Regions from separate parts of the Homo sapiens genome. Here region 1 is linked to region 2. The links are chromatin loops, found by intact Hi-C in ENCODE. Cell type or tissue: OCI-LY7. All regions are shown on one strand. Each heading gives the region's core, and the rest is flanking DNA. Links, peaks and the distances in the headings are about the cores only.

The links. Hi-C counts contacts between places; a loop is a spot of excess contacts. Peaks named below come from ENCODE experiments on the same cell type or tissue, not always from the same donor. Only the 100,000 strongest peaks of a DNase experiment are listed, where the experiment ranks them.
Region 1: it touches region 2 in a loop (4-fold over the local background); 10 of 110 quality-filtered maps call a loop at or near these places.

Annotation. Positions count from the first base shown.
Region 1 is chr11:26,268,269-26,285,167 of GRCh38, reverse strand. It overlaps a transcript of ANO3 not described here. Among named protein-coding and RNA genes, the nearest start is that of ANO3-AS1, 11 kb to the left of the region's middle. RefSeq lists an enhancer at 347-406. In OCI-LY7, for the core only: CTCF peaks have their summits at 6,621 (motif pointing left), 7,908 and 8,139 (motif pointing right); a DNase peak (open chromatin) is centred at 8,167.
Region 2 is chr11:26,130,002-26,146,900 of GRCh38, reverse strand. No RefSeq gene overlaps it. Among named protein-coding and RNA genes, the nearest start is that of ANO3-AS1, 150 kb to the left of the region's middle. In OCI-LY7, for the core only: CTCF peaks have their summits at 11,548, 11,749 (motif pointing right) and 12,639; DNase peaks (open chromatin) are centred at 11,730 and 12,650; H3K4me3 peaks cover 285 bases; H3K27ac peaks cover 606 bases.

The sequences.
Region 1 (16,899 bases), core at 4,289-12,288, 140 kb before region 2:
GTGAACTTTATTAAGATTAAGTTTGTGGGTGACCAGTAAATACTAACCTTACCATAATTAAAAAAAAAAATTGTACACAGTAAATAAACCACATAGTGGTAGCTCCCCCTAGTGGAAATTCTGAAGTAAAGGCGGTTTTAACAAAATAGTTCCAAATTGGCAGGCTTGATTCAAGTATATTTAGAGATCACCTATGCCAAATATCCACAAACTTAAAGGAAGAAAGATGAGTATTCAAAATATGCATCTTTTTCTTTTCTTTTGAGACGGAGTCTCGCTCTGTCGCCCAGGCTGGGGTGCAGTGGGGCGATCTCGGCTCACTGCAGGCTCCGCCTCCCAGGTTCACGTCATCTTCTGCCTCAGCCTCCGGAGTAGCTGGGACTACAGGCGCCCGCCAGCACGCCCGGCTAATTTTTTTTGTATTTTTTTTTTAGTAGAGACGGGGTTTCACCGTGTTAGCCAGGATGGTCTGGATCTCCTGACCTCTTGATCCGCCAGCCTCGGCCTCCCAAATTGCTGGGATTACAGGAGTGAGCCACCGCGCCCAGCCCAAAATATGCATTTCTTAAAGCAATAAATCCAAGAAACTATTGATTTAGATTCTTCCACTTCTGAATTGAGAGACCCGCGGGAAGTTAAAAGCTCTCTCATTCTCTGATTTCATATACATATAATGAGTACAAAAACACTCACCTCACAGAGTTGCTGTAAGGATTAAACAAAATCTATTCCCCACTTCCAGTTGATCTCCACATCGATAAAAGTGTGCAGCATGCAGGAATCAAATTAGAATCCTCTTTCTCCCTTACTTTGCTTCCCGTTCAACCCATTAGGAATTCGTGTTTTATTCTATGCCACTCCACTCCATATCGGCACTTAATCATCTGGCCCAAACCACCATCACCTCTTGCCTGTATTATTAGGATAGGTCCAAGCTGCCCTCTGCTTCCTTCTCTTGTTTTCATTAGCTTCATGGTGCATGCAGTAGACTGAATGAAAGCTGTGTCATGTCAGCCTCGGGTCCAACCCTTCAATTGCTTCCCACTGCACTTAGAGCACTTCTGGCCCTGTCCTCCAAGGCCTGCAGTTATCTGGGAGCTGCCTGTGCTTCCCTCCTCCCGCCATACCACCCACCTACACACCCGCCCCAGCACAGTTCCCCCACATGGGTCAAATACTGCAAGTCTCAGGACTCCTAACTGCTTTTCTCATTTTTCATGTGTCTTGTTCTGGTGCATCTTGCAGGTATCAGCTTAAATAACCTTTACAGTTTTCTCTATCTAAATTTGGTCTCCCACCTCTCAGTTTTCCTTTTCATAGCATCCCATTGGTTCCCATCAGGGCATTCGTTACAATTTGCAGTTATATGTTTGGTGGCTTATTATCTGTCTCCTCCATTAGAATTTAAGGCATCAAGTCTGTCTTGTTAACCATTAGATTTCTAGTACCCTGGAAAGTTGGTGTTTTAAAGTCTCTATTGAATAGATAAATAGATTGATTCATTTTTATAAAATTACTGGGCACACATTTGCCTGAGTAGGTACTTACTAAGTGAGAAATCTCACTAAGTGATAATCCTTTTCTCTTTCCAGCAAAGTATGTGCTCTATTAGTTCTCAGTTCTGGTCGTGATTATGAACTACTTTTCATGTTGTACTGATTGTTGAATGTTTTACATAATTAACCAATAGTGTGGTTTGTCTTCTCAGGCTTGGAGAGCAGATTTGCAGTGAAGCAAATAAACCCAAAGCCCAGAGTTACTCGTTTCCCCTGGACCTTCTAAGAACAGAAAAAATGCTCGCTATATATATATATATATATATATATATATATATATATATATATATTTATTTATTTGTTTATTTTGGTAAGATATGGTTATGCTAACAGATTGGTGAATGTGACATTCATTCAAAGAGGATTAGAGAGTAGCTCCTACACGAAAAAATGTGACATGCAATGACATCATATACCTTGTATAAGAAAGGAAATTGAAAGAAGACTTTCCATATTTGACAGTAATCTGAAAAATGTATATGGCAATACTAATAAGTTATGAAGCAAAACAAAAATTTAAAAATTATAATGTAAAATAGTTCATCAACCATTTTAGATGAAGCAATGATTTGTTTTTCAATTTTTTTCTGTAGAAAATATTATTAAAATGCATTCAAATAAAGACTCAAGGAATATGTAGTCTAAATGTAAGAAAAATAATTATAGAATTGTGATAGGCAGTTACTAAAGACACATACCTCATGTTATCTTTCTGGATTTTGTGAATGATGTTTGTGGGTTTTATGGCCATTGACAAATATATAATTTCTTTTATTTCGTCATTCACTTTCTAATTTTCTATTTATACTTTTGTATTCTTTTTATTCAAAAATTTCCCCAAATTTAAGACTACTGAGGCTTCATGAAACCTGAATCTTCCCTGATGCTTGGTAAGATGATACAGACTAAGTATTGTTTTCAACTGGATACACTGGAGATATAGTCTTGTTTTTGTTTTCTTTTTAGTCATGTAGATGAGCTTTTTAAAAATGACACAAAATGGCCTACACAATTCCAACAGTAGTGGATTCAAATTCAATTTCTTAATTAAAAAAATCTTATCTTTTACAGGAAGGAGTAAATACACATAGCAATATTTTCCAAAGCCGAGAAGAAGTGGAATAAAAGAAAATATTGGAAAAACAGCAATCTAAAAGTTAAATTAATATGCAGAATGCAGGCTATGACTTCATCTAATTTTATTAGAAGTTCATAAAAGTTTATGTCTGAGTTTCCTAACAACCAACAATAAGAGATAAATTCAGACACATGAATCAGATAATCTATTACAAAAAAAAAAACAAAAAAAATGAAAACCTGTTTGTTTATGCAAAGCCCAGTTCAGATTTATTTCTGGACTTTAGATATATGCTTTTCTTTGGTAGCTGATGCGGAAAACACTCCATGATATGAACAGCATCATCAACTACATTTTCAACTAAAAACAATGAGTTTCAGAAATTTTTGTCTAACACCCTCCGAAGCAGGCTAATGGTATAAGTAAAATTTAGGAAAAACAAGCTCTATTGACAACCCAAATAATGTAACCCCAAACACTGCTTCATAGGTCCCTGCTGCTAGTATTCCAAGAATAAACAGTGTGTCGGTGCAAAGTAATGGTTTTCATGTTTTTGCTTTGGCCTGGGAGGATCTTAATTATGACTAATCCACATGGTTGTATAGACGAACTGCATGTCTTCATATGCACATGTGCTGGGTTGGGGCAAAAATATTCCAAAAGAGATGAGGAGCTTCTTGAAGACATTTGCCTGAATGTCTTCAAACTTAACTTGCCATAGTTGCAGAAGGACAATGGGCAAAGATATGTCTCTTCAAGCAGTACTTTCAGGAACTTATCAGCATATAACCAAGGTCTTAGGCTTTAGAATTTTATATTAATCTTTAAATAAACATAAATATTTCATGCTTTCCTGACAAAATATTTTTATTTAATTGCACCTGTACCTGTTAGAGTGTACAAATAAGAATAAAAATGTTTTGCTGACTCCTACTTCCACAAATAGAAATTCCTAGGGTGGGGTCAAAATTTATTTTGCATAATTAACTCAGATGAGAAGAGTCTTTTTGTTAATTTTAGTTTAAGTGTGAAGAAGAACCTCTCCCTCAAGTCATCTGAGGTGGAGTTTGGACAGGTTCTTAGCTAATAAAAATTTAGGAGTAGGGTCCCTCTAGGCCTATCTCATTATTTTAGTCATAATTTTTCTATGCTCATGAGGAGTTCAGAGTGGTTTGGAAATGCTCTTTCAAACGTGAATATGATTAGGAAATGGTTATTTCCTCTTCATTCATTCAGTCATTCATTTCTGGAACAGAAATTGTGTGCCAACTATAGGATTATATATATTAATACTACACATTCTGAAGCCAATATGACTGTCATTTATGATCTGTATGATCTTGGACAAATTACTTAGCCTTTCTATATCTTTATTTCTTCATCTGCAAAGTAAAGATATTAATGTTAATTATTTCACAGGGTTATAACAAGAATTAAGTGAGACACTATATGAAAAGCACTTTTAATGGTGTTTGGTATCTAGTACAGTATTGGCACATCTGTGTGCCAATGCAGGGGATAAAACAATGATAGAGACAGATATTATTCATGTTCTTACTGATTTTGGCAGCCCTGAGAATGAGCCTGTCAGATCTCTGGCTCCCAGGAGCATGTATGTCCAGCTTCCCAATTGCTGTGCTATAAAATCTATTACTGCTTTTGTGCAGAGGCCTTATGGCTTCTCCCTGTCAAGAACCAAGTATAGCAGGAATACTAAGGTGGCACCATTCCTGGGAGACAGGGAACTCTTTAACAGGTGACTGATTTTAGAACAAATTCATGCTTATTGGGCGTGATGGTAAATATTGTCAACTTGATTGGATTGAAGGATGCAACGTATTTTCCTGGGTGTGTCTGTGAGGGTGTTGCCAAAGGAGATTAACATTTGAGTCAGTGGACTGGGAAAGGCAGAGCCCTCACCCGCCAATCTGGGTGGGAACCATCAAATCAGCTGCCAGTGTGGCCAGAATAAAAGCAGGCAGAAGAACGTGAGAAGACTAGACTTGTTTAGTGTTCCTGCCTACATGTTTCCCCTGTGCTAGATGCTTCCTGCCCTTGAATATCGGACTCCAAGTTCTTCAGCTTTGGGACTCGGACTGGCTTCCTCGCTCTTCAGCTTGTAGATGGCCTACTGTGGGATCTCACCTTGTGATCATGTGAGTCAATATGCCTTAAAAAACTCCCCTTTACATATACATCTATCCTATTAGTTCTGTCCTGCTAGAGAACCTTAATACACTAGGATTTAGGAATGGTGAAGGCTAGCGGGGTAGATGTGATAATAAAAAGAGGTGACACAAGACAACTCTTTGTAGTGATGTAATAATCCTTTATCTTGAATTAAGTAGTAGTTGCACAACTCTGCACATGTGGTAAAATGACATGAACTATACACACATATTGTACCGATGCCATTGTCCTGGTTTTGAAATTTTACTATGGTTGTGAAAGAGTTAACAATTGGAGAAGATCATCATCAAAAATGGTAGCATAAGAACCCCTGAAAACTCTTTTTCATTAAAGCAGTGAGAAAACTCACAAGCATCATCAGTGTCATTTCTTTTCGAGAAATCTGGAAATGAACCAAAGATTTACACTAATCCAGGGAGAGTTATTGAAGAAAAATGGCTTAATTCATTAATAAGAGCAAGTATTGGGTATTTTGACTTATTCTACTCCCATCCTATTCTGTTTAGGTCTGTAGTAATCTTAAAATAAAACAGCCTACAATCACAGTGGAAATAAGGAGTCTTGAAGTTGCCGGATGGACACAGAATGAGATTGGGGCCCCTTTAAAGCCTCACTCCCAGTTGTCACTATTTATCCAGTTTTCTGGTTCCCTGGGAGACCCCACTTGCAAGTCCCTGAAGACCCTACTTGCAAGGCTATCTTGATTTGACTTGAAACAGAGCTCACAGAAATGTGCAAAAAGACAAGTGATGTTAAATATCTGTCCATGTGCTTCTTGACTATTTGTACTCTTCTTTGCAGAAATATCTATTCAAATCCTTTGCCCATTTTAATAGGGTTGTTTGTCTTTTTGTTGTTGAATTGTAGGAATTCTTTATTCTGCATATGAAATCTTTTTCATATACATGATTTGCAAAGTTCTTTACAATTATGTATCCATAGGACAAACTTTCACTTCATGGACTTGAAAACAACAATAGCAAAGCAATTCAAAGAGGCAGAAATCTGTTAAGGAATCTATTTTTGTGCACTATTTGTGTTGGAATATTATTTCTAATATTATAAAATAATAAATCTAACTTAGGTAAAATTGTGAAGCATGTTCAATTTCTCTGTTTCCAGACCTGATCTTTGAAAACTTGAAGGGAACTAGTTGAGATAGGGACCCATAAGAAAAAAGCTTCACAGACTCTAGGGAAGATACATTCATTTTCTCTCTCCTGGATTATTGGAGTGGTCACCAGATATTCTTTCTTGCTTCTAGTCTCCTCACATTCAATCTATCTTGCATACAAAATTGCCTCTTTTCAGGACACTGGAACTTCCCTGACCTCTCCATTGAAGGCTATGTAGGGTGATCTGTAAGTACTGGAGCATAAAGGTAGAAAGGTAAAGATGTCTACATAGCAACTTCTATTATAAAAGAATCGTAGTATACAAATCCCAATATACAACACACATACCCACACACACATGCACACACACAGACATTAAGTCTAGTTTAGTTTCCCTCAGAAGAAGACTGAGACAAAATTTCAAATACAAATAATGTGCTTAAGATGTGCAGAGAACACCAATAGAGAGGTGGGAAGGTGATAGAGGAAAGACAAATAATAGAGTATATTAACCTGAAACTTAGGAAATCTAGTACTGTTTGTATTTGAAGTTTTATCCACTGTAGAATTTTGAAACACCAGTGCAAAATGTAATGTGTCAAAATTAGTACATCTGAGGTTCAAATTGGTCATGATTTGTGCCATCTCTAGAGAGCCATCTATTGGTGGCTCCCAGCTTGAGCCTACGTGAGTGACAATAAACAGTAAACAGTAAAGTCTGAGGGATACATGTGACTCTGCACTCCATAAAAAATTTAAAAAACCCAGTCTTAATTGGATCACATTCCAAAATATTCTGTAATGAGTCATTACTTTGTATTCTCAACACCACTAAAACCCTAATTTGTCTGCCTGTCTGATCCATTATCCTAATACTGGTTTAATAGGGTAGCAAGTAGCAGTCCCATTCCTCACAATTTTCAAGATTAATAGGTGGGTGGAAAAGTGTGAGCCTCTTTCCAAGGAAAATGAGCAAGGGTCTTCATGTTGTTCATCCTAGAGTTAATTGCCAATGCCAGAAGAATATGATGCTCTGATTAGCCAGATCTAAACGGTGTGTCAGTAATGACAGCAGAATTGAGTGAAATAAATAGCACCGGAAGCACACGGGCACACACAGAAGCAGAGAAAGAGAATCTGGGGGTCGTTACTAGACTGATAGGATCAATAGTCAATACTAAAATGATGGAGAGTGGATGCTGGGCTGTGAAAATAGCAGACACCACCAAAATGTCTTACAAGGAAAACCATATATTGAATTAAGCTCAGTGTTTGTCCACCAATTCATGCTTGGAAATGCAATACATCTTCTTTATATATTAAACCCATCTTTTATTCATAAAGATATCTTTACTGGGTATTTTTTTGATCACAGGCAAACTAACACACTTTAAGAAGATTGTCCAAAACTCACAGTCCAGAGATGATGTAGTATGAAGTTCAAGGTACAAGTAGGAAAAAGAAATAATCTGGAAAGTTTTACAGAAAGATGATATTAAGCCAAGAAAAAATTATTATCTATTTGGACAAGTCTCCTAAAGAGAAAAGAAAGAAAAAGGAAAAAAAGGCATTTCAAGCAGAAGGAACAGCCTATGTGAAAGCATGTAGTTATGAAAAGATATGACTTCTCTAGGTTAGCGCAGTTCAATTTGGCTAGAATCTCAGGATTCAAAATGAAGGAGCAGCAAAAGTCAAAAAGATTTTGAGAGACAAATTGTGAAAGTTTTATTTACACTGTGTTAAGGATTTATACATTAACTTATTGCCATTAGGATCCACTTAAGGATTCTTAATAGGGAGGTAAGATGACAATATGAGAATTCAGACATCCTGGGAATCAAAAGAAATTCTTTAATATATATCATGATCCATCTATGCTAAAGTTTCAATGTAGCGTGGGCAATTCTATCTTTTCCTTCCAAATTGTTTTCTCTTCTATTTATATAATGAGAAATATAATGTTTAGCCTTTCACTAAACACACACACAATGCATTACTTACAACTGCTTATTTTTATTAAAATGTTATTCATTTAAATTCATCAAAAATAGTTACTAAGAAAAAAATCACATGAAGGATATTTTGTGAAATAGAGAGATATCTACTTTTTTATATGGATGGATTTATTTCTGACTTAAATTACCCCTGCCCCCAAGTAAATGAAGGTAGAACCAAATTCCTGCAGTGCAATATGAATGGCAGCCACTAGAGGGCAAGCTTACCGCGTGCTGTGATTAGATACCACACAACTGCTTGAAATTAGACCACATTTAAGCAACTAAGGTGACCTCAGAGGAGGTTACAAAGAGCCCATTACTGCAAAAGGAGAGGTCAGTCTCTCAAGTGACAGAGGTGAAATATCATTTGAGTCTCTTTGAAGTCACGCTGACCAATTATACCCATCAAAGCCCAAAAGTAATGAAAACCAGAGAGGTGAAGGATATCATTTTGATGGAGATGACCTTTAGAGGGAGGTAGGAGTAAGGTTAACCAATTTTATTTTTATGTGAAAGAGATAGGAGCATATTTCAAACGCATTGAATTGGCCTTTGAAAGCGTGGTCTAACCTAGTGTATTCCTAACAGAAATAGAACAAAGTGGGTGATGCTGTTTTAACTGAGAATCATGGCTAATCTGCTGAAGTATAACTCCTTAGGGAATATCCATTTTATGGAAGTTTATTTGTTTAGAAACGGATCCCTATTTGAACACCAGCATGACCATCCTAAGACAGCCTGTATGCAGTTAGCCTCATTTCACTTAAAGTGTTGGTGTTTCTTGGAAAGAGCAAAGAGTTATACAAATATCAAATTTGCCTATACAAATGAAGCCAGAGTTTCTCGAATGGGGTCTGATGGGCCCTGATTCAGACTCACCTGGGGATGGTTGCTAAAATTTTAATTCCTGAGTTCTTTCCCAGATCTTCCTAATCAGAATTTTTAAGGTAGAGTTTAGGTATCTGCATTTTTCACAAGAGTCTTAGGTGACTCTTCTCATATGCAACGATATTTGAGGACAAATAAGTATGGTATCTTTTGGGATACCGATATGAAAAATGGGTCAGGAATGGACATGAAACTTGGGCCAGGCTCCAAAGTGCAGCCAAGGGTTAACTGTTTGCTGATATGCAAATGCACATACTTTCATCAAGCAAGCAAGGCCTCCCTTGTGCAGAACACCCATATTTGGCCGCTAACTCTAGTACACATTTTGTGTATATTACTGTATTTTAATCTTCCCCAAACCAGTGAAGATGATAGTGTTATTCCCTTGAACAAATGACAGTGAATACAGCTTCAGAGAGGTTAAGTGACTCATTTAAAGTCACATATTTAGAAAGCAACCAAACGAGAATTAAAAGCAAGATTATTTAATTAAAGTTCTTTAGCTAAAAAGGAGACAAGAAAGGAAAATCTTCAAACATTGATGTGGTTTCTTGTGTTAATTCTCTCACTGTATATTAGTCCTTGGTTATTGGACTAGATGCCAGAAAGCACTTCAACACCACCTTGAAATCTGCTGCACTAGAACATTCACCCTATGTCCTGAGATCTGACCTCCAGAGTTACGCAGGTGAAAAGCTAACCTCTGACCTACAGTATGACTTTAGAAAACAGCATTAACTCCTGCCTCCATCCTCAAAGGAGGGATGAGGACCTCCTCATGGTTTTTCCATTTGGGGGAAATATCCATTTTAATGGATTGCTTTGAATTACAGATGTGTTTGTAGGATTTTATAAACTATGGGCTTCAGCATTTAGTCAAAAGAAGGTCAGGCACCTCATGGCTACCAAACAGAAAGTGAATAAAAATCCTAGAAACATTATTGTAGATTTTTTTAGATTTCTCTAAAGAATCATATTTCACTCTAGTGAGAGTGTAGCCATGAAATACTGTAGCATAAAAATGAAATATGTCTTTATTTTCTCTTCTTTTTAGTGGATTTGGCCATTCCTATTGAGTAAGAAAACATTTTTCAGTAAATTGTATTTCATTTTAGCAGCATGAATCTAAATATGTCAGCTTAAGAACAAATCCAGATTCCATTTCTTCTAAATATAACGCTGGTCAGCCCCACAAATATGTGAATAAAGCAATAAAAACACAAAAGCTTTATAGCAGCATGACCCTTAAAATCAAAGAATTTACAGAAAATTCCTCTGAAATCAATGACCATATTGATAGAGTTAAAGATAAATTATAGCATTTTGAGGTAACCTTTTAAATTTTTTGAGTAATGAAATTAGTATTTTATAAATAAAAAATTAATATATATTTGTTTAAGATAAAAATGGTTTCCTTCTTCTCTTCCCCTACATTTCTCCTTCCTAACCATGCTCATGCTTTGTTGTGTTTCCTTTCATATCCATACAGATAAATTGATAGTTGAAGAAGAGTAGGTATAAATTAAAAAATCTTTAAAAAAATTAAAAATGGTATATCACTGAAGTATCTCTGCTTACTTTATTTGAAGTTTCATAGTTCCAAAGTGCAAAAGGATGTCCTAACCTAAAGCAAAAGTATAACAAAGTAACCAACAGATGGCATTATGTGTCATTTGTATGTAGCCATTTTAGATTTATGAATTAATTGCTTTATGTTCAAAGTTTGGGAAACTAGCATGTTCATAATATCACCATGTCAGTACCAAGGATTTACTTTCTCAGTGTCACATGAGGCAAAGTTATGCTGTGGTAATAACATATGACTCTAAAGTTCCAATGGATTTCAACAACAAAGGTTTTTTTTCATTCACATTATGTAGCCAACACGAGTGGGTAGCTGCTGTATTCTAGAATTATTTGTATTACTGAAAAATTAGGGACAACATAAACATACACACATAAGTTATGATGCATTTATATGATGAAATATTATGAACCATTCACAAGCAGGTGGTAGATAGAGCAGATTGTATTGTTAATATTGTATATTGTTTATTTGTATATTGTTAAAATTTATATTATTTGTATATTGGTAAATATTTTTGTATATTTGTATATTGTTTGTATGTTTTATATTTGTATATTGTTAAAAAATATTCACTTATCCTCCTTACACACCTCAGATCTGTTGACGTCAAGTTTGACCAAAGAACTTAAACAGGGCAGTAAAATGTGAGCAGAAGAGATTTTCACTCTCTGCCTCTTTTCAATTGAAGCATCCACTGTCTATTTTTTTCTTCCCTTTGTGCCATGTCCCGGATGGTTTCTGTCCCAACAGTCTGTTCTCATGATGGCTAATCATTTTGCCAGTGATGTGGAGAATACTGAAAGTAACATGATCACAGCTTATGTGAAGCTCAACATCATGAATTAGTAGGTTTTATATAGTATATATGATTTGCTTTCCTTCAATCTACATCCTTCTAGATGTCAATTTGTTTTCTGACACTGCTTCCTCCATGTCTTCTTCCTCATGATCTGGCACTGGTTTGGAAGCAGTCATCTCCATCAAGTCATCTTCGGTTAACTCCTCTCGTGTGATGTCTATTTGTTTTTGAATTTCTCCAAGATTCACATCTTGAAATCCTTTACCTTCCCCCGACAGAATTTGTGTGTGTGTGTGTGTGTGTGTGTGTGTGTGTGTGTGTGTGCCATATCCACAATCTCTTTCATGATTTCTTTGGGTTGCTCTGTCGTAAATCCTGTGAAGGCATGCAAAACATCCATGCTCAGTTTTCTTTAGCAGAAATTTATTGTTTGAGGCTTGATGGTTTTCACAGCTTGTCCTGTAACAACAATGACAGCTCAATAGTGTAATCCTTCCAGACTTCCACGATATTTTCTCTCTCTCAATTCTCTTTCATGGCATTGACAATTCTTTCCATAAAATTACATGTGTAATGAGCCTTAAAGGTCCTTATGATCCCCTGATCCAGAGGCTGAAATAGAAACATTGTGTATGGGGGCAAATAGACCACTTGGATGCCTTCGGTGCTGAACTCATGGGGGCTCTGGCTGGTCAGGGCATTGTCCAATATAAAAAAAAAAAAAAAAAAACTTTAAAAGGCAATCCCTTACTGAAAAGGTACTTCCTGATTTTAAGAAAAAAGCATTGATGGAACCAATCCAAAAAAAGGGTTCTTATTGTCCAGGCCTTCTTGTCATACAACGAAAAGACTGGCAGCTGGTGCTTATTATTTTCCCTTCAGACACTGGAGTTAGCAGCTTTATATTTATAGGTATTTCATTAAGTACGCTCAATACTTAATATTATGCAATACTTAAATATGAACATGCTTCCAAGGTGCTTGATAAATGAATTAGAAGGAGCTAGCAGCAATGTTAAGTATCGAGCATGTACCCTGATTTAGGTAGCAGATAAGGGCAGAGAAGGGCAGTCCTGATCACAAACCAGGCTAGATTTATACAAAGCAGAGTTACCCTATCCTTTGCTGCTTTATAACCTGGTATTTGTTTATCTTCCTTATTAATAAATGTCCTTTGTGCATCTTAATAGGACACTTTCATCTGTATTAAGAACCTGTGCAGGCAGATAGATATCCTTTCTCCTCAATTATTTTCTTAATGGCATCTGGGATCCTGTCTGCTGTCTCTTAGTTGGCAGAAGCTGCTTCTCCTGATCTTGACATTTTTGAAGCCAAATCTTCTACAATCATCACACCATTCTTTGCTGGCATTAAATTTGTCACTTCAGATGGTTCACCTCCCTTTTACTTTAAATTGTCATAAAATGACTTCATTTCTTTCTGGAATCATATTAGAGTCTATAGGTATGTCTTTCTTATACCGTATCTGCAGTCACGTAAAGGCTGCACTTACAAGTTTAAAAAGGTATTTCACAAAAAATGCAAAGTTGTCATGCCTGCTGGGGACAAATTCACAAATTTCCTTTTCATTTTATTAAAACAATGGTCCTTATGCTGGATTCATTTGTTTCGAAATGGCAGGCAGTTGCAGACATCAATCTATGGTACGTATCAAGCAATTCAACTTTTTCTTGTAATATCATGACTTTTCTCTGCTTCTCGGTGCTCTTCTAGCATCGCCGTGGCACTTCCCATGGATCCCATGTGTTATTCAAGGTTTATGGTATTGCAGTAAATATGATGAAAGCGATGCAAGAACTGTGGGGGATCAGTTTTTACTGATAAACCATTTACTGGAGAGAGGAACCGCTCACCGGGAGACGATTAGCATCACATGGCATTTTCAATAGATACTCAAAACACTTGATCTCACCACACTAGCAGCAGGAACTGGCTATGGAGTTTTATAAGGATTAAAAGATATAAATACCTAAATCAGAGTATATGCTCAATACTAAACATTGCTGCTAGCCCTTTCTAATTCATTTATCCAGCACCTTGGAAGCATGTTCACATTTAAGTATTGCATAATATTAAGTATTGAGCATACTTAATGAAATACCCAAGTCAGAGTATATTGCCTAGAAATTCTCAGATATACAAATTACTGTGCTAGGCGGAAAGAATATTTACCCTTAAATAATTTTAGAAGAAAAACACGATAAAATTGGACAGCAAAGTCTTAAAGCAGCATTATAAAATAATCTTAAGTTTATAGTGTTTATAAAAATCAACTAAATTTTTAAGTAGTGACATTATACCTCTAAATTATTAATTATACAAGAAATAAAAACAGGACAATAAGACAATGAAGGGTGATAAAATGTGTAGAAAGAGCTTAAATAAAAGAAATAAATACAAATACTAAAGCATCACAGTTAAATAGATGTTGTCCTGGATAATATTCATAAAATCATATTTTCTTTTATGTAATTGACACTCCTGAATATTTAATAATATCTTTTTGGCTATGATTTTCTTCCAGTAGAGGATATTTAGACATATACACACATTCTGTGCCCCATGTCAGGACTCCATCTGTGGCTTTCAGCCATGTGCCAGCAGGGGCAAGTTTACCTCCCATAAGATGTATCTGTTTCAAACTAGATAGGAAGTAGAAAAAATGCCACCTGTTGGTCTCATCCCAGCATATGTGAATTCTACTTACGCAACACATTTCTTACTGGAATCACTAAAACAGCATCTTAAATTGTTGCTCTTTCTACATTCTCATTCTCTTGAAAACGATCTGTCACTCTTTTAGAATTATCTTTTCAGAAGGGCAATCTTGTCACTAACAAAATTAAATCTAGGCCCTTAGCTTGATATATTCATCCCTCCAAGATCTGGTCCCTGTCCAACTGTCCAAGCTTTTCTTTTGTCCCTTCCTCCCTCCTACCTTCTACCACTCTCTTCAGTACATACTCCAGCTGTGTTGAATTAATAGGAGTGTCCTGAACATGTCTTTCCCAGAGACTTCTTTTCTTTTATCCTCCAGCTGATGCTATATTTTTCATGATTCAGCTCAAATACCCTAAGTCTGCTCTGACCATCTTCGTTTGCATATGCTCCCTATGTTTACAAAGCATCCTTTTCATATGTCAAGGAGAATATTCAGCAGATTGTAGTGTAGCTGCCTACCCCAATAGATTATAAACTTTTGGAGAGAAGGTCTGTATTTTTCTCATTTCCTTTATTCAGATGTAGCTTATTCTTAGCCAACAGAGAATTCCCAATAATCATTGAGTGAATAAATGAATTCGTAATATATTTCTAAAAGACCTAATTTCTGAGCTCCTATTTCCTGGTGCTTTGAGATTGATAGGAGTGAGAATGTTAAGAAAATACCTCCTAAACATAAGCACTGAAGAATGAGGAAGTGCTTAAATGTAAAAAGAGAGAGATTTTGATCGTAGAATAAAAGTATGTACACAAGCAAAATGTGAAAGTATCATAGATTCCAGGAGAAAAGAGTTTATCACTGTAACTAAAGTAGAAGATTTGGGCTGGCTAATAGTAGGTGATTCAGTTAGATTTTTTCAATAGAGTAATTTTAGTAGATTGTTTCTACCACCCTCCCCCATCCCCAATCAAGAAGTTTAAATATTATCTTCAGGACATTTAGGAGTTGTTAAATCATTTGGCAAAAGTGAATGATCTGATAAAAGATTAATATTCCAGTGTACGTAGTGGAGAGGGTCTAGAACAGGGTTCCTAATCATGGAAGAGAAGTAGGTAATATATTTCCAAATTCAAAAGAAAAATGAAAGCTGAACATCTTAAAAATATTTACAATATACTTGAACTGCCTATCATTCTTTGGCAAGATCAGCATGCTGATAATTTGGGTTCTTCTGAGGCCTCTCTCCTTGGTTTCTAGATGGCTGTCTTCTCCCTGTGTCTTCACATGATCTGTTCTCTGTGTGTGTTTGTGTTCTGATCTCTTCTTATAAGGATATCAGTCATGTTTGATTAGGGCCTATGCTAATTACCTCCTTTTAATTACCCCTTAAAGACCCTATCTTCAAATATGGTCACATTGAGAGGTACTGGGGATTTCGGATTTCAATATGTGAATTTTTTGGCAGGGTGGATGTGGGGCACAATTTAGCTCATAACTGTCAAACCCGAAAAGGTAGCAGAGCGTGAATGTGAATCCAGTCATCTGACTCCAGACTCCGTGACTCCTTAGGATCACACCTCCCAAGGTGTGCTGCAGTGCAGCACCGGATGATGACTGAGAGAGCCAGAGCACTGAGCTGCCAGGTGCTAGAGAAGCCAATTAAGACAGCAGGTCCAAATGAAGGAATCAGTCAAGTCTTTAACCACTTACTGTCAAAGGATAAGCAACAGGCTGAACTGGAGGAAGCACTGGCTCCCCCATTCCATATTTTCCCCCATGGAGTAACGCTAGTCTAGGACCAGCTGGACCGGCACAGATCTGGGCGTTACCTCACTGCTGAGAGAGCCCCAAGAGAGATAGGAAAAGTAAGAGGGGGAGAAGCTAGCGGCAGAAAACTACTAGGCACTAAGAGTGAAGAAAACGTGCCTTCCACGTCTCCCCTTCCCACACCCTCCAATAAGGAGACTTTGGCAGAGGTGCCTAAGGAAGTCCTGCCTGAGAGGTGAGTGCCAAAGGCCCCTGATAAAGAGGCCACTGAGTAGAGCTGCCTGTTCTGGAAATGCAGATTATGTGTAAAAGCTTGGCCAGTATGGAGGGTGGAGGGAGCTGAGTCCTGAAGTGTATTATTGGCTGTGCACTGAGTCTTGTTTGTGGAGAGCCGTTTCCTGGTGAATCTTGTAAGGCATAGCCTCCTGCAATTGCCTCTGGTTGGGCCTGGGGGATCACAAATAGGTTATGGCCAGAAACCAGATTCCTCAATAACTCAATGTTTCTGAGTTGAGGGAACCTCCCCTAAGACTCTGAGTCTGTGAGTTTTAGGGAAAGTCATATTTGTACATGTGGAGTGATTTTTTTTTCCTTGAGGTGCTTTCAGCAGGTCACGATGTCTGTTTTGTCCTCATCACATTGTTCTGATGGCTTATTCTTACTGCCTTCTAGGTCTGTTAAGCCTGTACTGTGTTGTGTGGGGCAATTAAGAAAACTATGTTGTCAGTGAAATCATTTAGGCTAGAAACCTGCTCAGCTGAATGCAGCTCAGCAGCTGTGGTCGCACTGATCTAGAACTAGGAGAGTTGCACCTTCTTCGGCTGATATCAGAGATGGTAAACATGGCCTTCGGATCCCAGTTCTGGCAATCTCCTCTTAATTTAGATGATGTTTTGAAAAGCCAATAAGTAAGTATTATACACACGTGCAAAGCTGACACCTTTGGCTTACCCCTTCAGAAGATACTTTTGTTTTTTTTCAAGTAAAAGAGACCTTTGACATTCCCATATCCTACATTTCTGCCTTTGCCTAACAAAAACTTTTTATGCCAGAGGGTGCTGGAGGGATCAAACCCCCGAGGGGCTGTATTCTTGGCATAATGATCAGGGTTTTCATTATACTCATTCATACAGTGCTCACAACAGTCACATTGAGAGATATTGTCTTCTCCATTTTGTAGGTATTAAAAATGCCAAAGACTGGATATTGATGCCATTAATCCCATTAGAATATAAATT
Region 2 (16,899 bases), core at 6,960-14,959:
AAGTGAATTGTATATATTCATTAAATTAAGGAGTACACATCACATTTATTAAATTAAGGAGTACACATGTCTTACTATTATCAAACTTCACATTCACTTCTGATAGGAAAAATGAATCGTGAGAACAGCAAGTGATGATATAGAATGAAGTAGGAAATTAAGACAATTAATAGATTTTAAATTCTATTGAATTTGAGACAGACATATTATCAGGTGGTTGGTAGCTTTGCCATTTGTAGGTTAATATCAATTTTTTTTCATAATTTTGTCTTCAAAAATTTAAATCAATATTATACTCTTTCATAGCCAGTCCTATATGTTGTTGCTCTTCTGAAGTATTTAAAGGTGCAGAAGGTATAAAATTTTTTTTTTGAGACGGAATCTCCTCTGTTGCCCAGGCTGTAGTGTAGTGGCACGATCTTGGCTCATCGCAATCTCCGCCTCCCAGTTTCAAGTGATTCTCCTGCCTCAGCCTCCCAAGTAGCTGGCATTAAAGGTGCCCACCAGACCCAGGTAATTTTTTGTGTTTTTAGTAGAGATGGGTCTCACCATGCTGGCCAGGCTGGTCTCAAACTCCTGACCTCAGGTGGTTCACTCGCCTAGGCCTCCCAAGGTGCTGGGATTACAGGCGTAAGCCACCACGCCCAGCCAAAAGTATTAACTTTTGAGATATAATAGTCATTAAAAGTGTTAAAACAGTTAAAACTAAATCAGTCCATACTGAGATCTCTAAGCATGGCTAACCTGTGAAAGGTAAAGAATTAGGGAACCTGAGGAGACATTCATCACCTCATATAATCAAAGTTAAAACAAATGATCTCTTAATCCAGTCTATCATTGTTGGACGTTTGGGTTGGTTCCAAGTCTTTGCTATTGTGAATAGTGCTGCAACAAGCATACGTGTGCATGTGTCTTTATAGCAGCATGATTTATAATCCTTTGGGTATATACCCAGTAATGGGATGGCTGGGTCAAATGGTATTTCTAGTTCTAGATCCCTGAGGAATCGCCACACCACAATGGTTGAACTAGTTTACAGTCCCACCAACAGTGTACCCGGGGACTGTTGTGGAGTGGGGGAAGAGGGGACGGAGAGCATTAGGAGACATACCTAATGCTAATGATCAGTTAATGGGTGCAGCACACCCCAACATGGCACATGTATACATATGTAACAAACCTGCACGTTGTGTGCATGTACCCTAAAACTTAAAGTATAATAATAATAAAAAAAAGAAAAGAAAAGATCTCATAATTAGAAAACAAAGACAAAATCAAATATACAAAAAATTATTTTCTTAGGCCCAAATTCAAGTTGTTGAACTGATTAAGTGGAAATAAACAGATGTCCATATGAACTTTCTTTCCAGAAACATAATCTCTTCATTTTCATTGTGTTTAGCAAGCTTTTTACTATGCCTATCTGCTTCTAGTCTGATCATCTTAGCCTGGAGATTATTTCACATAATTTTGCTAATGACTTGGAAATTTTCCAAGTAGCTGACAAAATATGCTAATTATTGTTGATCTTAGCCTAGCAAAGGCACCTAATGAGGAGAAATTGTCATCTCTTCTACGAAAGATATTAACCAACAATGGGCTAAAAAGTAGGTACTCCTAAATTGCCATCATCACATGTTAAAATGAGATTTGCAAAAATTCTTTTCCACCTCTCATAAGCAGTAATGCCTTTCAGAATTATAGGCTTATTTCATATATAGAAACTAAAGCACAAGGAAAAATTTACTCTAACTTGGAGGGTTTGTTGATTCTGGATGGAAACCTGTCATTGGGGAAAACAGAGGCAATTTACATTACTGATGTCAACATTTTCAGTGAGTTATTATTTGAAACCTTTATTGTGTTTTGTTTTGCACTCATGTCCAGAACAGTAATACAAGCTGAAAAAGAAAGGGATAGGGCAAAACAAAAAGTCCCAGGAGATTTGCAAAGAGAATCTCAAACAAATGAGATGATCAAAGTGGAAATAACAAAACAGAACAAAACATTTTGTGAAATACCAGATGAGAAAGGATTACTGAGAGAAGACTGAAAACTATGAACGGTTGAACAGGTGAAGGCAATATGAGAGGCAGTCGACCCTGAGTGAGAGGTCCAGTAGATCCCTGAGTTGAAAGAAGAAATGCAAACACCCCCAGACTCCAAAACATATTAGGAGTAGGCATGTAGAGAGTGATGGTGGGAGGAGGTTCTGAACTATTTCATTTAGACCCTAATAACCACTTTATTCACCTGGAAGCGTTGATGTTTCTCGGCAACTCTCCCTATGGTTCAAATATTTGATTTTCTTCCTTTGAACTGTCTGTGATTAAGACAGCTAATCAAATACTCCAGGATAAAAATAGTGACTTCAGTAAACAAATATGTCTACAACCAGTAGTGGCCCATGTGATTTAATAGCAATTTCTTCTACATTCTGAAAGATAGGACAAGATTGTGAGCATATTTCACACTGAATCACCAGCTCTCTGAAGTTCCTGTGTTACTTATAGGTTTGATATGACTATTAAATTAACTAAAGTAACTAGTATTTGTTTATAATTTGTATTTTCAAATTATAAGCAAATAGTAATATTCATAGTTTTCTCAAATATTTGCTATAAATTTCACAACAGCTCTAGTTGTGAAATTATCCTAATTGTGCATGTAAGGAAATGGTGGCTCTGAGAGATGAAGTTGCTTTTTTGCAGTTATGCAGGTATGCAGTGTGAAAGCCAGGTTCAAACACAGCTGAATTTCCTTTATTTACTTTAGGACAACACTCATTTCCTTTCACCACCTCATCTCATGTTTTTTGCCCTTTGCTTGATGGTGTATAATCTGAACTTTACCCAAAACTGTTGCTCTAATTTTTCTTGGAGTATCATCAAAAAAGAATTATCTCTTGATACTAAGGAGAAATAATTTCAGAGACACTAATGGATTTTAAATTCCTTCAATCATTAAAACATACACTCTTCCTTAAATGGCTGTAAAGTCTAGCTGAAAAAAAAACAATGAAACTCTCAGACACATAAAGAAAACTACTGCATGCAGAAAAAGAAAGTTCAGTGCATATCAATGGTATGAGATAAGCAAGGCTTATTCTCAAACAGCCTCTTTTGGTGCATTAAGTTCATGACCCAGCAAAGTTATAATGACATTATTACAGAATTTTTTGCTAGTTCCTGAATTGTTAAAGCTGTATATATAGTGATGGATGAAAGGGCCTTTTGTATCCATAACTTTTCTCCTTTTAAACAGTAAGTTTGTTATTTGGCAATGCTCATAAACTGACCTCTTTACCATATAAATGCAAATTTATTTCTCTTCAGTGTATCTTAAACAACAAAAGAAGCATATATAATATAATCCAATAACATTAGCTGCATCCACTCTATAATTGCAACTTCATTATGATATGGTCACCCAGTTCATGTTTTGTCACCTGCTTTTTGAAGCAGTTCAGCCCATCTTTGTAATATTCTGAGTAAAAGAAAGTTCTTTTTTATATTGAACTGAAATCCAAATGTCTACAGTTTCTATCCCCACGGAGATACTCAAGACAAATCTTCTGGTAGGCATTAATGCTTTTTTCTTAGGTCTCATTTTTGTAATTCATCTAATTATAGCAACCAAACATACAAACAAAAAACAAAACACAGAATTTAACACAATATTTTTATTATTAAAAATAAGAAGTTTTTTGTTTCAAGAATGTTGAAGCGTTTCACAGACTCAAGGAAAAAACTGAACCTCTATGGAATTTAGCAAGCCTGAAAACCAGGGAAGCTCCAGACTGCTGGCTAGATAATTTTGAAGAACACTGCATTCCTGCTTCCTCTTGAAGGATCTTGGCCTCCTTTACTGTTTTAGAAAACAACAACCTTTCAGAAAATTCTTAATGGAAAGGACATTCTTTCCTTTATTTTCTAAATTTTTTCCCATTTCCCTTCTGTTTCTGTTCAAAGTAATATATGAACTGCTTCACTCTTCCAATGCAGGTTTTCTACCTTTCTTTGAAAAACCTTCAAATAAAGCAAAAAATAAATAAATAAAAATTAAAACAAAACAAAACAGAAGTCCTCTTTATATCCATTGAAGGCCCCTGTTAAACGCATCAAAAAGTCTGCAGTCAAAAAATAAAATGTGGTTTGGAAAAATTTATGAATTTTTAATACATTAAGCATCTGTCAGTGACTTGTATAAGCAATTACAGAAAATTGATGTCCTTGTAGTCAAAAAATGATTGTGATATATCATGAATTCCTTGGTGTTCAATTTTTCTCACTTTTCTTTCCACAAGTATAGATTGATTTTTATATAGATCGATTCTGCCAGGTAAATTTATCTGAGGCTTGTCATAAAGTTTTGTCATTAAAATTGTCTATTTTATCCTCATTCCATCTGTTCATCTTTGCAATCTGAAGTTCATAACCTGTGATTTAAGTTTTCCTTCTATTACTTTATTTTATAAAACTATGTACATTAAGTATCGAAAGAACCCTGAAGTCACTTAGTTCAGGCTATTTACTTTACAAATGCAAAAATTGAGCTCCACAGAGAGTAGATTTCTTGCCCAAAGTGGTGCATTTGGGATGGGGGTCCACTTTTTGTATTTACTTAGCATTCTTTCTTCAACACCACTCTTTCTATGTTACATAGTGTATATGTAAAATTCAAAGCATAAAAACAGATGATTCACATAACATCACTTGAATCCAAACTTGTTAACTATCGAACACGTGAAAATGGCTGACTACTCACCTCATCCTCATCTTCTGGCTATGACTTCACTAACAGTGCTGTTGTTCAAGCCTGAGCAAATATGATAGTTAATAGCAAAACAAAACAAAACAAAACAAAAACAAAATCTATGGCAATTGAATAAGAAACCATGGAAAGTTTTTTTTTTTCCAACTTTTTGAACCAGGGCTTACATTTTTACTGTGCACTGTGCCCCAGAAATTGTATAGCCAGCCCTGAATGCAATTCAAGTGGAGGACAAGCTTTTGAGGAATGAACTATCTATAGCACACATAATAATTCAGCTTAATGATGATAATTGAAAACAATTGATGCAAGTACTGTAATTTCTGACGAAACTAGAGCGTATATACACACACACACAAAAAATTCAATGCCTAACCAAAAGCACAAAAGGAAAATTGGAGGACCTCTCTAGCAATGTTTAAAAGTGATTTAACTTCAGTAGTATATATGACTGAAAATCAATCCCATGACTTGAAGATAAGTTTTTAACTGTACCACCAGTTAAGTGCCCAGCCTGCCACGCTTGATAGACTAAAGTAGAAGTAGGCAAACTTCAAACTGCCTAAATCTGTCCCATCACCAGCTTTTGTAAAGGAAGTTTTTGTAAAATAATTTTATTCATATTAATTTGCCTATTACCAATGGTTACTTTCTAATGGCAGAGTTGAGCAGTTATAATAAAGAACATAAGCCTGAAAAACTGATAATTTTTATTATTTGGCCCTTTACAGAGGAAATTTGTTGACCCCTGTGCTGAAGTAATGATACTAGTAGGATGGAATGAGATCCTGATTCAGGAAATGAGGACATTTGATTAGGACCTACAAGGCTTAGAATTTTGAATTTCCAACTCCCTATAAACTTTTTTGCTAGCAAGGACGTACTCCTACAATGTCCTTTCAGCCCATAATGAGAGTTAGATACCAGTATAAACCGGACCAGAAATATAAGGTCTAAACCAACAGTCAATGCCATAAATTCCCCAAAATATTGGGAATTTAATCATTTTAAATCGGAATGATTCTGAAGAAAAATGTTATGTGAATGAATTTTAAGGATGTAAGTAGAAAGGATAAACAAGATCAAGTTAAATGTATTACCTGATATATAATATGTTGATTGAAGACTTGAAATCACAGTGACAATATCACTTCATCCCTATTGTCTTGAAGGACTTGACTTGAGAGACATGTGTGATGGCCTGCTTAAGGCTCAGCTAGAGTACCAGCTAAGAGAAAACACCCAGTGAGATTGGGATGATGTCTAATATGATATGGATAACATATCATGCAACCTTCCTTATAACTATAGTACACTTTCAAGAATCAAGAAGTGGAATGGAGACCCTATCACTATTTCACCTAATATTCACTTAAGGAATTTTTGATTCTTGTTTCCATGATCTTGGGCTCAGTGAATTTGAAGCCTATGTGCCCAAAGTAGTACTGTGTCCATCAGGAGACAGTCATGGTCATATGAGTTACTCATGTCTCTAAACCAAGAGGGAGATATGGTGCTCATTATAGCAGCCAGAATCATTGATACCCTGTTTACAGAGCAGACTTTGGGGTTTGTGCCAGACAATGGGGTCAAGAAGGACTCTGGAACCCAGTGAATTCTTTAGGATTTTAAAAAATGTGTTTCCTTGCCAATGGTGCAATTCAAGAGAAAACTGTGGTAGCCAAATAAGGTCAAAAAGAACACAGATAATGCATAAAGGAAGGTTTGAGTTGTCCACCAAGCAAAGAACTTTCTTTCTCACAAAGCTGACTTTTAGGGTCTTTAGATTCTTACTACCACTATAGATGTAGATGCTATTGATTATTCACTTTTCTTTGGAAAGAGACCTTGCCAATTCTGCTTGATATCCCTGCCTTTCTCTTCTCTCTGCAATCTTCTGAGAACATAGGCATTTCTATCTTCATTACAAAATAGAAGAAAACAGCGTTAATTTGTGATGTTCTATGATTTCCTTATATCTTAGCAAGTCAGGAGGATGATAAACTACTAGTTATCCTGCCTGATGTACAAGCCATGAGTATTTTACTCTACCTTGTCAATTAGAAAATTTCCCTTCTACTATCTTTATTTATGACGTGACATTACTATTATAAATTTCCATTTAGAGAGATCTCTTCTTTCCCTTGTGTTCCATTTTTCTTTTTGTCTTCCTATTTTTGTAACATATAGAAATAATTTCTAAGATGTCTTATTCTCCTAAGATATATTTATTGTCATTAAGAGAAAGATTAAATCATGAATTTGCAAGGCACTTTAAAGTACACAGAACAAATAAACCAAATCATTTCATGTGATTTGTCACATTAATGTTTATATCCAGCAAATACTTGTTGAGGAGTTAATTTGTCTCTCAGGTTATTTGTGGAAGATATAGAGGGTATAAAAAGCAATTTAAATACAGTGAGAGTGAGATTAGCACTATTAGCACTGAGTCAGCACAGAGGAAGAATATGATATTCATCTAGCCTGGGAATCAGGAATAATTTCATGAAATTTCTATGGATCAAGTTTAGAAGTATTGTATTATGAATCTTTTATGCTCAAAATAACTAAGCACCTATTTGCCGTAGAGTATAGGAATCGAGCCATGTGCCCAAAGAAGGGAAAGATGACTATGGCGAATGGCTAGAGTTTTCTATTATACCCTGACTCTTCTTATGCCCTCCTCTGAGATAACCATCACTAAAAATATTATTTGTGCTCTCTTGTAATTTTACAACATCTTTGTGTACTTGAAGTATTCTTCTCAAGAGTCATCTCTTGAGAGATGAGTAGAAGTTCAACATCTGGATCCTTGGGTACACATTTAAAATTTTTATTTTAATTCAACTTTAATTGGACTATAGAAAGATTTTATAAGCATACAGTGATTCACATTCAAATGACCTTTTTATTTACATTCTCCACAAAACTGTTTATTTTAAAGTTTTAACTCATTAAAAATCTATACATATATATGATGTATGGATAGGGTCTGGGTTTCCCCACACCATGGATTCATATATATATATATATGCAGATTCCAGAGAACAACCTCAGACAAAGTTCTAGCCATCGGTCAGCATCAACCTCTACACAAGTAAGTCTTCAAAATAAACCTAGTCCCAATCACCATCTGAAAGCAGCCACATGAAAGATATTTATCTAAAACTACCTAGTTTATTCCAGTCATCCCCCAAAACCATAGAAAATAAATTTTTTTTTGTAATTTCACTAGTATTTGGGGTGACTTGTTCTTCAGCAAATGATAACTCAACTAGATTTCAGTACCTAGAATTTTATACTACAAAAACCACCTAAAATACGTGGTATTGGCTTTGGGACCAGGTGGCGGACTGATGGAGGAAGAGCCTCAAGGAGAGTAGAAAAACCTAAAAAGCATCAGGAAAAATAATACTGAAAACCTCAGTGACCTTGAGGAAGTCGTTAGTGAGAGCTTAAAGGGAGGAAAAATAAAGCTAGAGGATAAGGGATATTTGTTATGTAATGGCAGAAATTTGGCAACACTGTCTTATGAAGTAATGTGGAAAATAGGAAATGTTCCCAATGGACTTGGTGATATAGAGATTTCTAGACAGAATACTGCAAGCACTACTTCACATCCCTGTACTGTATGTAATAAAATGTGAGAAGACAAAGATAAGCTAAAGAATTAGCTGTTAAATAAAATGAAGCCAGGATTTGCTGGGTATAAAAATTAAACTTTCTCATTCCCAGTATCTCCTGAGAGCACAACGGCTTAAGGTTATAGATTAACTTCAAGGTTAGACAATTACATTTTTTTAAAAGACATCGGAAATATTTTATGCAACTACCCATAGGACCATTTAGATTGTCAAGGATCCTCTAAGGTCTTAAGGACATGCCACACGGATTCACTCTGTTAAATAATAAAACTTCTAATAATCATTGGGATATGGTTCCACATCAGCTTCAAAGATAACCCAAGGTAAGAAAGGACTAATCTAAAAAAAAAAGAAAAAAAAAAAGATTAGTGGTTGTGGCTTTTGTCTAATTCAGCAGCCCAAATTAAATTCATAGAAATCTTACAAAATTTTAAAAGTAATTTTTTTTCTGTTTTTAGTTTCTGGTAGATGTACTACCAGCTTGTACTAAAAGTCCAGAGACAATAATAAAAATGAAAAGAAACCTTTGCCCCCTTGATCTGCTACAGGAAGAAAGCTGAACAAGGAGACTACCTAGCAGCAAACACCAGTAATTTTTTATTAAAAAGGAAGGGTGAATCAGAGGACAGAGCCAACAGCCAAGAGGGTAGAGCCCAAAACATTGCAAAATCATTCTCAGGCACTAGGACTGACTCTTCATCAAGAGATTGAAAACTTATACTCAGCAATATTTCAAAAAATTTCTAAGGATGAGTGACTGCTGTGACTGCCGTGTGAAACTGTTTCCCCCTTTATTAAACGTCAGTTATTCTATGCCTTCCTAAACATTGCATGTTAATTGTGGGGGAAAAAATAACTTGTCTCTTTAGTTCTGAGTTCTTTATATTGAAAAAAAAAACTGCACTCAAAAATTGCTATTGTAGGAAACATATTCCCAAAGTTCATCTGGATGTGGACCTGAAATAGAAGACAATATCCAGCACTTGACCTTGACTATAATTTCATAAAGAGATGCTACTTTGGGAAAGGGGTCATTGGAAGTAAATGAGTGTTGTTTGCATGGAGTTGATATGTGAATAATCTGTGACCAGAGAAACAACAACTCTGACAGTTTCAAAACCGTCACCAAATTAATTGACATTTGTTCCTTTGGAAGGTAGTATCTGTGTCTGCTTCCCTTGAAGATAAACTCTCTGATTGAACAATAGAATATGGTGAAATTGATATGTGGCACAAGGACAGTTTACAGGCCCAGGGCGTAAGAATGTGACAGCTTACATTTTTTTATTTCTTGGAAGGTGTTCTCTTTAAACTCAGCTACCATGCTGTGAGGAAGGTGAGGCTACATGTGTAGGTGTTCTGGCTGCCACAACTTTAGGTCTCAGGTGCTAACCAAGGTCAGTCACCAGGCAAGCAAGTGAAGAAGACCTGAAGCACACCCTAAGCTCAGTCGCCTCTGCCTGCCACCACATGGGAGACCTTTAATTAGAACTTCTTGGCTGAGCCCAGTCAACCTCTAGAGAAATAAAAGGTAATAATGACACTATTTTTGTTTGATTTAGTCATTACATTTTGGGCTGATTTGCTATATAGCAATACGAACTTTAATAGTATGTATCTCTAAAACTTGAAGTATCTTGTAAAATATCTATATTTTAATTATAAAATTAACAATAATGGGAGAAGGGATTTACTTTTAATAAAAATTTAGATATATGATATGTGATAATTATACCTTCATCCTAGCTCTCATATTTACAACCAATCACACTAGATAGGGAGGGCTTACACATAATACAGTTACTAGTAACTTAAAGACCATTTATTGTCTTTAATCAACCAGAAATAAATTATGTTAATTAGACCCTACACAGTAAAGCAACTCTAGGGTTGAAACAAAACAGAATAAAAATCGTTTCAACTTAACCTGACTAAATATTTTTATGTAGAGGTTATGCACCCTTCTTTTTTTTTTTAACCAAACATTCCAATAGAGATTTTTCTGGTATCTCTGTTTAAAATATTTAAATGTCTGTAAGGAAAACCAATGAATCATTTGTGCTATGAAAGTACAATGACTGATATTATATACAATGTTCTATTGTTCATTTATTACCTCAGTTTTAATTGGTTAAATTGGATATTTGTAAATAATTTAATTTCTATATCAGAAATTTATAGTTCAGAATCAGATGGCTTATATCACATTTTCTGGGTATTGTACTTTTAGGAAACCTAACTACTGTTTTCTTCCTTTACAGAGAGATAAGATTGAAAGTAATTTAAATACAGATTCCTCTCAAAAATCATTTTTAATTTAAAAATGCTTTACAATCTTTTGTTTTGCAGTAGACTCATATCTTTTCTTATATATACTCATGTTCTATGATTTTATAGACAAGTTTATCTTTGTATAGTTTTGAAATAGTCACAGTGCACAAAAATAATTTTGTCGAAAGGAGGAAGAACACAGGCTTGTAGCCAGATTTTGCTTTTAGCCTTCAATCCATGTGCAAGTCTTCTCAACTATAAAATATAAAAGGCAATATCTTCCCTGAATATTTCACATGATAGTTAAAATTATGTGTGAGATTAGTCACATGGACATGTTTTGACATCAATGTGTATTTTTATAAGGTAAAATTTTGGCATATGCACTAGACTAGGGGAGTGAGAATGAACTTGCCCATAAACTAAAAAGAAGCAAAAAGGTTGATGCCTCTAAAAGACATCAAAGACAATCACTCTCAATCTTATCATTTTATAAATGAGACCTAGTGACTTTTTCACGTTCACATTTGACTGTAATCTGTGCCTCTTGACTCTTAAGACAACATCTTAAAAATAATCAGCAAGTAAACAACTACGTTGAATAATGTGCTATATTTTTATTTTTGCGTTGAACAATGTGCTATATTTTTATTTTAATAGCTTTGATTCTGATGCAATATTCCTAGAACAGATTTTGATAATTGCCTAGCCTTTCCCACCAGGAAAACGAATCAGAGGAAGCACTGAATTTCAGATGAAAGTAAAGCATACCTGTGCCATGTTGGTGTGCTGCACCCGTTAACTCGTCATTTGCATTAGGTATGTCTCCTAATGCTATGTAACAAAACTGCATGTTGTGCACATGTACCCTAGAACTTAAAGTATAATTTTAAAAAAGGTAAAAAAAAAAAAAAAGTAAAACATATCTTCTTCAACAACAGCTTTAGTAGCCTTGGCTCAAATTCCTTGGTGCTGCCTAGATAGCGCACAAAGAGAAGAGCTTCAGAGAAGTGACAAATGATCCCAGCAGCAAACACAGATCGTGTCAGAAGATGGCAGTAAAGGAGCAGAAGCAAAGATAATCCAGGGCTTAGATTCCAGGTTGCATGTATTCCACCTCCTCTTATCTCTTATTGGAACAGAATTCAATGACTTCATCTGTGTGTATATATATATACATTTTTAAGTACAATTGGAAACAATATTAGAGGTAGTATGTGTAAAAAAAAAAAAGCAGTCCCTGTAGTTGGCACTGAGGACATGAGATGCAAATTACATTAAGATGTGCATCACTACACATGGTTTGACGAGTGCTAGAAAAGACACATTAGCAACTAATGAGTAAATAGAAGTAGGTGCAGCATGCTAGGGGATAGCAGAGAGGGAATACATTGATAAGCCCAAGAGTAATGGGAGTCTTTCCTGGAGGAAGAAATGTTTGAGCACCAAGAGCAAAAAGAATTGGACCAGGCAACAAACATAGTACAAAGGCTTCCTGGCAAAACAAAACAAACCAACAAACAAAAAAAACCGCATGCCTAAAATGCAGAGAGAGAACAATCAGGTTATTCATGTAGATTGCATTGGGAGTACGCATGCAATAATCAAGGAACCTAATTTTTTTTAGTACAAAGGGAATATATATGTACACACACACACATATTAATTCCTTTAATCCTCACCATTTCCCAATTTGCTACGTTCTCATTATCTATGTTTTACACAAGAGAAAATTGAAGTTGAGAAAAGCTAATTAATGTGCTAAAGATCATATTATTAAGAAACAGTAAAACTGACGTTTGAACTGTCTTCTTGACTCCACAATCAATACTCTTTACCAGCCATTGGTGGTGGAATACTTAAATATTGATAAGATCAATTCATGCAGACAGAAGATTTTCAAATGTCAAGCTCTTTGCCATGTAAATTAAGTGTTTTCATTGTTAACTCTGTATGCCCACTATGGGGAGATATAACCTTAGTTTGTATTTGTTCTGCCATATTGTCAAGATTTGAAAATAATATGTGGTGAACACATGTCAAATGGGGTATAATAAAGAATGTTCTGTAACTCTAGCCAGTTTGCATGTTCATTTGATTTGTTTTAATTTTGGTTGATTTAGATCAATGTTCTTTTTCATTCATATAAAAAATCAGGGCCTTAACATGGATGCCAACAGTGCATTCTGGAAATATATTAAAATTTAATATATAATTTTAATTAGATGATAGTCTGTTCAGAAACATTCTTTGCCTTGTATAAAACTGAAGTGAATTGATGTGAAATAACTGATGCACAAGTAACGCATATCCTTTCCCTATGTCCATTGATGACATCATTAACCTCTCCCAATTCTCTTTGCTTCTAAGGCCAAAAATGGCTTTGGAATCCTTTTTTAACGTGGTGTTCCAGGCAATACAACATATTAATCAGATAATTAAATGTATCTTTTTTATGACATGGAAAACCAGAATTTTATCAATCTGTGTTGGAGTTTCAGGGTACAAGTTGTTATGTAGTAAATAATTCATAAAAATGATTATAATGTTAATTGACTCAACATAAGCTTATGGAAGAATTCCTCATTGCCAGAATTAGCTGGGTGTCTGCACAGTTACCAGTATTATGTTTGGCACAATGGGGAATATAAGAATAGGTTTAATGTGTCACTTGTTCTTGAGTCTCTTATAATCTTTCTTGATAATTCTGATTTTCTCCATTCTGTAGTTCAGAAAATTCAGAAGAGTGTGGCATTCCAGGTACAAATGCAAGATAACTTTTTGCCTTATATTTAGAGGAGCATGAGGGGAAGAAGTCATGTGAATGATGGCATTGGAAATTCGGATATAATTGAGGGCTGCAAATTAAAGAATAGACTCTACAACATAGCATCTCATATATCCATCACCTAAAGAGTTATTGAACTATGGTGAGAGTCATCCAAGACAGATGAAAAAAACAAAGAGCTTCCACCTTCCCATTTTTTAATGGAAAACACAGTGTGGTCCATGTCACTGCAGCGAATCCAAATTCATTTACTGACAACAAAGGACCAGAATATTTTATTAGTACAGACAGGGAAAGATTTTAGAGCATAAATATCAAGGTTACTAGATAATCATTCAAAACCACAATTGCACACATAATATAAAAGCATTGATAGAAGCACTGTCAAACATGACTAGTTGGGAAGGTAAAGATGTTTGCTTTGCTCATAGGTTTCCTCACTGACACTGGAAGTGAGATTTCTGTCTGTCAAAATATGTCCTGTACCAGTTGTGACTATACTGGCTCTCAAGTACAAATCCACACTCCTTTGCCTTGTCTTGTAATATTATATGTGGACCTTGTAAACATTCCTTTTATACATGATGACTTGATGTTTAGCTTTGCCAAGAGGGCAATGGAGGAGCTGCAAAGACATAGCAAGAGAAACAGACTTCTCTTCCTGGTTTCAGTGTGCTGTTTTAGGCCTGGCTGCCAACAGAATAGCAAATGGGAGTCCTCTTAACGGCCGTTAAAGGCTAGCTAAGGGTTTTCTGCACCTACCAGAAAGTTCCTTTCTTGTCCAGCAGGTCTTTCATAGGAACTAGACCCATGCTACATGCACCTTCAAGAAGTCTCTCAACCACCAGGCTGGTCATTCTTACGTACTGACTCTGACTCAACCACACCATGCAGCAAGGTAGTTGTCTATGTTATCCATGAAATTACTTATACATCATGTTTAAAATTTGACTTGAAAGCAAATGCTCATCAATGAAAAATTGAGGAAGAATGAAAACTTCTGTGCTTGATAAACTTCAAGTTCCAAAGTATTTACAGTATATTAATTACAAACCCAAAGTATTTGTTGAGTATCTTCTGAGGCTGAGAAATTGTGCAAAATTCTCTCAGGAGAGGTGCAGAGAGAAGACTTATTCATGCTACTGATAGTGAGTAACTATTTGTGAAATGCACTGTGTAATACATATATAGAGAAAAGAGAGAAAGACTTGACTTTAGTACTCCAGCTTAATAATAAACAGTGGGGAATATAGGTGCTAGACAAACGATGACAAATGTGATGTGCTTTCCAGAAAGTGTTATATGGGTAGGGCTAGTCATTGATTTATGCTTTACATTAGGACCTAGTACAATTCCTGTTAAAAAACAGAAATTTGATAAGATGAAAACGTTTGATGAAATTTGATAAGATGAAAAAATTTGGTAAGGATGAAAACATACTCATCCTGAAGCCTTATTGAGTACTCCACAAAGTATTAAGTACACAACTTCCTTAAATAATTCACAAAGGATTAAATTGTCTACAAAATTATTTCATGAACCACATTCCTAATTTTCTAGAATATCGTTACATTTGCATATGTATCGAGAGAGGGGGAGAGAGAGAGAGAGAGAGAGAGAGAGAGACAGAGCATACATGCTTGGTATTCATAAGGCATGTATATGAAAACTTAGGGAATTCCCATAATCACAAATGCAGAAATAGCTTCAAAGGCTTGTGAATTTTCTTTGAAGTACAATTCCACCAAAAGTTACATATCTGGTGCCATATGTTCACACTAAAAGTTAGCTGTCTTTTTAACTTTCACTTATAATTTATTTCTCACTTTTTGGAAGTTTTACATTGCCTCAAGGACTCTCATTGAAACTGTTGAACATAATTTTTTCTTATTTCAGTATACACCATATGGCATATTGTTCAGATGATAGATCAATCCTGCATTTGGCAATCCAATCTTGATTTTATCTAAATCTTCTATTTCCTAAGAATCAAAAATCTCTTGTATTCTCTTTTCTTCAAATCAATGTCAGCAGTTAGATTTTAGCTTTTGTAAATTTCCGTGGCCATTTTTAACACACACAAAAATTATTTTTTGCTTTTTTGACTATGTACTCATTGATGAATGGAGAAAAGCTGAGTAGAAAACACTATTGTTTGGAAAGTGTTGTTGGCCTTGTTCAGAAGTGGTGTTTTATGTTATTCAATGTTGTGCTAGAGTGAATCACAAAGGATTTTTTAAACATAGTGGATTTTTAGGGTTTTATTTATCATGAAAATAAAGTTGATGAATGCCATGGGTACACAGTAGCAGTACTTTTAAAAAAATTATTATGTTTTATTTCAATGGATTTTGGGGGGAACAGGTGGTGTTTGTTTACATGAATAAGTTCTTTAGTGGTGATTCTGAGATTTGGGTGCACCCATCACCCAAGCAATGTACACTGTACTCAATGTGCAGTCTTTCATCCCTTGTCACTCCCCACCCTTCTCCCTGGGTCCCCAAAGTCCAATGTATCATTCTTATGCTTTTGAATCCTCATAGCTTAGCTCCCACATATGAGTGAAAACATATGATATTTGGCTTTCCATTCCTGAGTTGCTTCACTTAGCATAAGAGTCTCCAATTCCATAATTCCATCCAGGCTACTGCAAATGCCATTACTTTGCTCTTTTTTATGGCTGAGTAGTATCCCATTATATATATATGTGTGTGTATATATATGTATATACACACACATATATATACATATATACATATATATACACATGTGTATGTATATATACATATATATACACATATATGTATTTTTTTTCCTTTATCCACTCATTGATTGATGGGCATTTGGGCTGGTTCCATATTTTTGCAGTTGCAAATTGTGTGGCTATAAACATGCGTGTGCAAGTATCTTTTTCGTATAATGACTTATTTTCATCTGGATATATATCTAGTAGTGGGATTGCTGGATCAAACAGTAGATCTACTCTTAGTTTTTTTAAGGAATCTCCACACTGTTTTCCATAGTTGCCATATTAATTTACATTCACACCAACAATATAAAAGTGTTCCCTTTTCACTGCATCCCCGCCAACATCTATTATTTATTTTTATTTTTTTGATTAAGGCCATTCTTTTAGGACTGCGATGGTATCATGTTGTGGTTTTGATTTACATTTCCCTGATAATTAGCGATGTTGAGCATTTTTCCATATGCTTATTGACCATTTGTATGTCTTCTTTTGAGGACTGTCTATCCAAGTTCTTAGCCCACTTTTTGATGGGATCGTTTGATTTTTTCTTGCTGACTTGTTTGAGTTCTTTGTAGATTCTTGATATTAGTTCTTTGTTGGCTGAATATATTATGAAGATTTTCTCCACCTCTGTGGGTTGTCTGTTAACTCTGGTGATTGTTTCTTTTGCT